Regions from separate parts of the Homo sapiens genome. Here region 2 is linked to region 1. Evidence: chromatin loops called from intact Hi-C (ENCODE). Cell type or tissue: endothelial cell of umbilical vein. All regions are shown on one strand. Links, peaks and the distances in the headings refer to the core of each region. The heading gives the core; the rest is flanking DNA.

Region 1 (4,541 bases), core at 1,084-3,583:
CTATATGTTTGAAATTTGTTATAATAAAAAGTTGGGATAAAAAGCAGAAAGGAACTGTTTGAAATGAACACCTGTGCTGTGGTTGACATATGTCCCCAGTAGACTGGAAATTTTTTCCTCATTCTAGGTATTACAATTTTAATCAAGCAGCTGAAGATCAGATTGGCCATTTTGGCAACCACATGATTAAATCTTGCTTACCTGCTGTGATCTAAACCCTAACTCTATTTTTATGCTCATGTGCTGTTCTATAATCCCACCCATGCCAGCCTGCACAAGGACAGTGGGGTGGGGACTGTAGCCCAATAACAGTTGTTCACTTTGAATGATTCTTTTCAGGTTTGTGTTACATACATTTTTTGATATTTGTAACTTCCTTATCTTTCTCCAAATCATTGGGGGAAAAGGTGAAAAGAAGGTCAGGTTTGCGGATATAGCCCTTGCCATAGTCCTAGAAACTTCATTCCAGGATTATCCTTTGGTGCTGAAACCTAAAAATCTACCTGATCATATTTCTGCTCAGAGCATCTCTCCATCTTCTCCATAGAATCTCTCTCTCTTTGTTGTTTTTGAGAATTGCAATGATACTGTTCATTTTCAGTTTCATAGCACCACTTAGGTTCTCTAGGATTCCTTCCAGATCATCCACAGAAGTTCAATGTTGTCAATTTCAAGGTCTCTCAGTCCCTGGGGATTATGTCAGGAGACTTGGATGGATTTAGAGCACTTATATCAGGGATCCCAAACTCAGATGTCTATAGGACCCAAGCATGGGTGGTGGGTGGGAGGGAGACAGTGAGGAACTGGTGACACCCATTGAAAGTTAGCGGCACCCATCCGATTTTGCCATCCAGGAAGAAGTGCCCAACATTGCCAAATTGCCTAACTTTGCAAGAAACACCAGAAATGCCAGGGTTCTTTTGTTTTTGTTTTAAAAGAAGAAACATGTGGATTTTAAAATATTTGGTTTCCACTTTAAACTTGCAATTCCATGCAGGTCCCACAAAACTCATCACAAGGATGCATCCTGAGAGCAGCTGCTTTGGAGGAAGGTTCTCCCTGACCTGCTCGTTCTTCCATGGGATTCATCTTCCCCACACCATGGTGCTGGAATGTTCTGCTTGACTTACGGCGAAAGAGTTGTCTTATTTGTTGTTGTTGTTGTTGTCATCTGGTTTTTGTGTGTGTGTCATTTTCGCCATCTGTCCTGATTGCCCTACAGGCCACAAGCCACAGACCTGCTTCATCCTTGTTCTTCTCTCCTAGCTCTTTTTGTTGCCTTAGGAGTTTCTGTAACCCCAGTACACATCAGGCCTTAGTCTTCCTAGTGCTATTGTCATAAACTCACATGCCTCTCCTATTCCCCAGAGAATATGATGCCATTTCTCTCCGTTTTATTCATGTGCTATTTAAATCTGAGCTCACCAGAGAGTTCCTTGGGCTGCCTTGCTGTTTTATTTTATTGTGTGCCCTGTCCCTGACCTTTTAAGTAATTCTGACTCAAGCACAAGCCCGCCAGGAGCCAGTAGGTGACGGCATTCGAGGCAACAGCTCAGGCCCAGCCCCTCCACCCACCTCCCTTCCGTTCTAAAACTGGCTGCTTCTTGGCTCTATTTCCACCTGAACTCTGAACTCTTATCACCTAGACCCTGGTGCGTATGTCGGGCTCCTTCAACTTACCCATCCTTCCCTATTTGAAAGCGGGCTGTCTCTGATAGACTTGGTCTTGGCTCATTCCTTTAGTGTCTGATGTGTTTGGAAGTAACTTCATACGGTCTTCCTGTTCCCAGAAGACATCAAATCCTGACCCACTCCAAGTTCCACCTGTAAGACAAGTCTCATCTCTTCCTTCTCTGCTCTGCCTGCACAGAGGAGCTAGTGGACTCATCTTATATAACCTCTCCTTTGCCTTCTTCACAGGGAACATAAGAATGAACCCCTTAGCGAGCACTTCTCAAGTGCCAAGCACATGCCTAAGTACTTTACCTGGATTGCCTCACTCAATCCCAAGCTCAGCCCTACGAGAGAAGAACCCTCACTTCTCCATTATGGGTAAGGAAATGGAGTCCCAGAGAAATGCAGTAACTTGTCTGAGGTCACACAGAGAGGACCCCGCTGAACTGAAATTTGAACCTAACTCTTGGCTCCTGTGCCATTTTTCTCTCACTGACAAAAGCTGGCTGTGGAGGCAAAGTACAACCAACCAGCCAAGAGACCAACCTAGATGCTTGGACACCAGGCTCTTGGCCCTAAAATGAACTCCAGACTCTTGCATGTGCACACACACAGGCACACACACGTACTTCTTAGAATGTCAAAGGAGCCAGGAAGAATTCTCCATATTGGAGCCCTTGAGAAACAGCTCAGGAAAGAAGGCACCGATGGCAATGAAGTCTGATTTTCAGTATGAACTCATTCTATAAACATTGACTAAGCGTCAGTGACACGTCCGGCTTTGAGCCGACAATGGGAACAAAGCAGTCAAAAGAGACACTCAGGCCTTGCCTTCATGGAACTGTCTTCCCCGTGCACTGAATGAGCTGTTGGGAAATTTTCTTCACACGCACTCACTCACATCCGCTGCACATACTCCATTCAGAGAGACCGCCTCTGGTCACAGACATCGAGGCAGAGGGAGACCACTTTAGTTCTTATTCCAACTGGATCCCTACCAAGTAGCTCCATTTTCATGGTTCTTTTTAATGATGTCCAAGAATCTTATAACCCACAGTGAGGTTATGTTTTTATAGTCTTTTATGGTCTTACTTCTATGATATCACCACATTCAATTTTGCAGTTTCTTTCTTTTAAACGTGTGCTCGGGGATCTCTGGCAGGCCTTCTATTTCTTTCATTTATTCCCAACCCTGGTCCATGAGCATACATTGAATTGTTAGTTTCCTGATACCTCATTCATATGATGATTACTTTTACAGTTTTCCAGTAAATAGCTCCTGTTACTTTTGCCCGGGTTCTGCTTCCTGCTGTCATACAGACCATTTAGCACAGGTATGGGGCTTGTATAACCTGCACCTACTTGGTTGCAATGAGCTTGGCTGCAGTTAGACTTGAGGTCTTTCCATCTGCAGCTGGACGGGCTAATAGGGCAGGTTGGGGATGGTAGCCTCTCTCTTCTCAGGACATTCATTTATTTCATTCATTCAATTTTTGTTTGCTGACTATGTGCCAGGACTACTGGGGATACAGCACTAAAAGTAGACAAAAGGTCAAATATTCCTACCCTCATGGAGTTTATTTTCAAGGCAGAAGAAATCACAGAAACAAAATGAGCAAGAGATATATGAGTAATATATAGAGTGTGTTAGCTCTATACAGTTGATGATTCCAGGTTAGCTGAGGATAAGTGCCATGATAAAAAAAAATAATAAAGCAGAAAATGGCGAGGGAGGGCTACTGAGAAGGTGGCATCTGAGTGGAGACCAGGGCAGGAAGGGGGTGACCATGCCATCATCCATGTGGGAAGTTAGAGGATGAGGAAAGAGTACATGTAGAGGCCAAGTTGTGGGCACCTACCTGGCATATGCAGGCATAGCAATGCAGAGAGGGATAGGAGATGGAGTCAGAGAGATCAAGGGGTGTAAGATCAAGGAGAGACTTACGAGCCATTGTAAAGACTTTGGTTTCCACTCAGGATAAAGGGAAATCATCAGAGAGTTTTTAGTGGACAAGGGACATGCTACACATAACAGGCCCACTCAGGTTGCTGTGCAGAGAACAGCCTAGATAGACATGAACAAGGGTGGGAGGGAGCCAGCACTCTTACCCCATCTGTGGGTTCCTTCTGTGCCTTCTGCCACAGACACCTGGAAACTGGCACATGTGATGGAGTCCCACCCACCAGGGGGTCTCTCCTGTCAATCACTGCTGGGATTTCTAGGCCAACTCCCTTCTCTTTCTCTGAGCTTGAACCTCCTGGTGCTGGACAGACCTGTCCCTAAGCAAAGCTGTGACCAGGGTCTATGGTTCACCACAGGTACGTGTCCTTAGATGGGATGGAGGGAATTTGAACATGTATCTTGTGCCAGCTTCAGCACATTCCAGGCACCTGACATATGCCATCTGATTTAATCTTCACAAAAACCTATAAAATAATCACCACAGAACAGTTGATGATTCAGGGTGGATTTTGGTATGCAAATTCCACCTCTTGACCGTCTTGTCCTCTTGGGGTCTCACTGGTCTGAAACAAGGCAAAGCGAATGATTAACTTGATCATAGAAGTTCGGCCTCCCTTGAAAGCCAATGGGACTTCACATATAAGTTTTCAGCTTAGACCTCAGGAGCTGATAGACTCAAGATGACCCATTTGGTCACAGGCTAGGCTAAGCCCTACCTCAGGGAGCTGGCCACAGGATAAAGATGAAGCCACTGATGAGTGGAAACTTGAACCCATTAAAAATGTGCCTGAAAGCATGGCAGCATGTCACTGTCATTCTTCCCTTACTTACAAGGCATGAGCAGACACAAGGAGAAGCACCTAGATTCACCTCTTGCTGGATTATTTGGGGTGAGGTAGGAGAG
Region 2 (3,220 bases), core at 213-2,712, 340 kb after region 1:
AGGAACAAAATAAAATCTTAATGAACTTAAACTCAAAAGAGTAATTTAAAATACCAACCCGCAATTCCATACAATCTGGTTCAATATGACAGTCATGTTCTGCCCATACATCTGAACATGATATTCACTTTAACCAATATTGAACGAGAAGCTACCAATGCATTTAAATGCCCCTAGGCAGTCTTCTGGAAATTGTAAAGCATGATCTTTAATGCTAAGTGAAATGCCTGCTTCTTTTGAGAAGTAGCAATCAAAATTATTGACCAGCACTCCGCTTCTCCAAAAAGCAACAGAATGTAAATTGGTACAGACTTAACACAAAAAAATGACCTTATTGATATACTGTGGTGTGTTATTTCAGACTCAAGCGGGATTTCATTGTTGGTGGTGGCTCATAGGGTAGGAAGTCTCTTCTCCCCAAGAACTCAGCTTTGAATGCCATAGAGGGTCCTGAGAGGCAGTCTTTGGCAGTGTTTCCAAGAGAAGGAGGTAGCAAAGCAGGGGAGCTGTGGCACTGGCCAAGAAAGAAATGCTTTCTGCCAAGGGGCAGGAGGTGTCGTGAGACCTCACCCATGTGTGATGGCAGATGAAGGGCACAGTCCTCTGCATTAGACTCCTTGGTTTGAATCCTAGATTTATCCTTAAGACTAGCTGTGTACCCTTGGGCGAGTTAGATATCCTCCCTATCCTCCAGAAAATAGATTTCATAAGAATACATCCGGTGTGGGATTGTCGCCAGGAGTAGATGAGTTAATCATGTTTTAAGGGCTTAAAAACAGTGCCTGGCAGACAGTAAATACTGAAATTGCATTAGGTGCTTTTGTGATTTTCTACTACGTCTTAGAAAAACTTTCCCTTGACAGCTTCCTCTGCTTGCATGTCAGGTTTGCTAATCACTATTCTAATTACAACTTTGAATTCTCATAATGCTGTAATACCAGAAAAGAGGGTACCAGAGGTATAGAATACAAATGTCCCCATCTTTGGAAAGAATAATCCTCTTACTACTAATCAATGAAGTAGTATTCTGGTTTATGTCTGCATCACAATCATTCACTCATTCATTCAATAATTACTTGTTGAGTACTTAATACAACCTAGGACTTACATGATGGATCCTTGGGGGTAAATGGAGCTTCCAAAGACCTATGTACGCACTGGAGAGAGGGTATAGTATATGAGAAGTTCTCATAATGTGATGCCAGTACCCAGCTGATATAGTTCATTGCCGGTAGCTAGTTTGGTGCGTGTTTGGTGCTGGGAAACGAAGAGTAAATCTCTGTATCATATAAATGCATGGCATGATGGAGATAATCTCCATTATTTGAAACATCTGTCCTGGGACAGTTTCAAGGGAGGAAGGGCTAAGCAGTCCTCTGGGATTTATGTGCCCTCCCCACGGCTGGCCTGAGCTTGATGCTCTTTTCTAACTCTGGGTATCAGGTTTAGGGTTCGTGATCTTTTCCTACCACTGCTCTTCTTTTCCCCAAGAACTGACAACTTGAGGTTTCATCTTTCATAGAAGGGTGCCTCATTGTCAGACCACCACAGCAATGGGCTTTCCAGCCAGATCCTATCAGCAACAGACAGGATTTCATGCTGTACAATGAGTCACTGCCATTTTTCTTGCATTATTGCTCCCGACTCTTTCCATGCCCAGCTGAGGGCTGTGCGTCTCAGTGGGGCAGATAAGGAGGCTGCAATATCCTGTTGTGGCCCTGCCCTTGGAGATAAGAGCCTTTCTCTCCGGTTGGCAGGAGGAAAATATCACTGCTGGGTAATGAGAGAAGTTTAAACAGATCAGCCCCATAGGAGGGAACTCATAAGACTCCTAGCAAACAGAGCTCCTCTTTAACCTTTTGTCTCCTTTTATCAACAAATGAAACTTGCTGTAATTTCCTGTCCTTTTCTCAAAATTACTTTTATTAAAACCTAGAAGGAAATGAACCTGGGTCTCCAGAGCAGTGGAAAGTTGTCATCCACCAACCAAATGCCTCCCAGGACGCCCCCCAGGTCCCTCAAGCTTCTGCTGCCTCCTCGGTGCACATCCCTGAAACCAAGTAGACAGGAGGTGCCCTAGGGCCTTGGGAAGACTGAAAAGTTTCCCAGTAGGAGAGTCGGCCAGACTGGCGCCTCACTGCAACAGCCACCTTTATTTCGGTATCAATTATGAATCCAGCCGCATGGCCAAATCCCTGGCCATTAAGGTGGACCCTGTTCCTGTTCACCAGTCAGGTGATAAACCAGGACATGCATTTGAAAAAGAAAGCACCATTTATGACAGCTCAGGGAAAATGCAGAGTGTCCTCCTCTGCCACTCTTGGTGGTTTAAACCTCTTATTTTCTCCTTGAAAATAAGGTAGCCCCTAACACTGATGCATGCAGCCAGAGCCGGTTGTTCACAGTTTTTACCCAGGATCTTCCAGCTACGGGAGCCTGTAGCTGTTAGGAATACAATGAACTTTAAAAATAAAGGAGCTGGTCGGGGTGCAGTGGCTCACACCTGTAATCCCAGTACTTTGGGAGGCTGAGGCAAGAGGACGGCTTAAGCCCAAGAGTTCGAGATCAGCCTGGGCAACGTAATGAGACACACTGTCTCTACAAACAAAATTTTAAAAATTAGCTGTGTGTGGTGGCACACGCCTGTAGTCCCAGCTACTTAGGAAGCTAAGGCAGGAGGATCACTTGAGCTTGGGAGGTTGAGGCTGCAGTGAGCTGTGTTCATGTCCAGCCTGGGCAACAAAGTAAGACCCTGTCGCTCAAAAAAAAAAAAAGAGAGAGAAGCATTTAGGTAAATGAGGAGAATTGTTGATATGTTACAGCAATGCTGGCAAAAGAACCCATCAATTAAATGAAAACTGGGTTTACCCCTATCTACTGTAGATTAGTAATAAAATTTCCTCTTTCCCACTGTTTATCATGACACGTGTAGTCTGAGAACTTTGCTAGCTCAGCAAGTGGAAGGAACTTCAAGCATGAAGTATTCCACAGGCCAAATCAGTACAATTCCTGTACGTTGTGCTTGTGAAGGACAATTCTGATTTTTCCAAATATTCCAGTAATTTAAAATATAATATGGATACATTTTATGTCACATTAGATTATGTAAATTTGAAAATGCTTTTCATTTGGGAATATAAACTTTTAATTTTAAAATTCTTGTTCCATTTTATGAGAGTATAATCTAGATATAGCAAAACATACAAATCAACTCTAAATA

What was found. A loop is a pair of places that touch in the nucleus more often than their neighbours do. Peaks named below come from ENCODE experiments on the same cell type or tissue, not always from the same donor. Only the 100,000 strongest peaks of a DNase experiment are listed, where the experiment ranks them.
Region 2: a loop joins it to region 1, with 7 times the contacts of the local background. A loop is called at or near these places in 1 of 110 quality-filtered maps.

Annotation. Positions count from the first base shown.
Region 1 is chr7:50,836,122-50,840,662 of GRCh38, reverse strand. No RefSeq gene overlaps it. Among named protein-coding and RNA genes, the nearest start is that of GRB10, 55 kb to the right of the region's middle. RefSeq lists an enhancer at 1,185-2,384. In endothelial cell of umbilical vein, for the core only: no CTCF peak of the experiment used is centred there; a DNase peak (open chromatin) is centred at 2,482; H3K27ac peaks cover 2,421 bases.
Region 2 is chr7:50,495,650-50,498,869 of GRCh38, reverse strand. All of the region lies in intron 8 of DDC (dopa decarboxylase), which reads left to right. Among named protein-coding and RNA genes, the nearest start is that of DDC-AS1, 34 kb to the left of the region's middle. RefSeq lists an enhancer at 862-2,326. In endothelial cell of umbilical vein, for the core only: no CTCF peak of the experiment used is centred there; DNase peaks (open chromatin) are centred at 719 and 1,699; H3K27ac peaks cover 2,500 bases.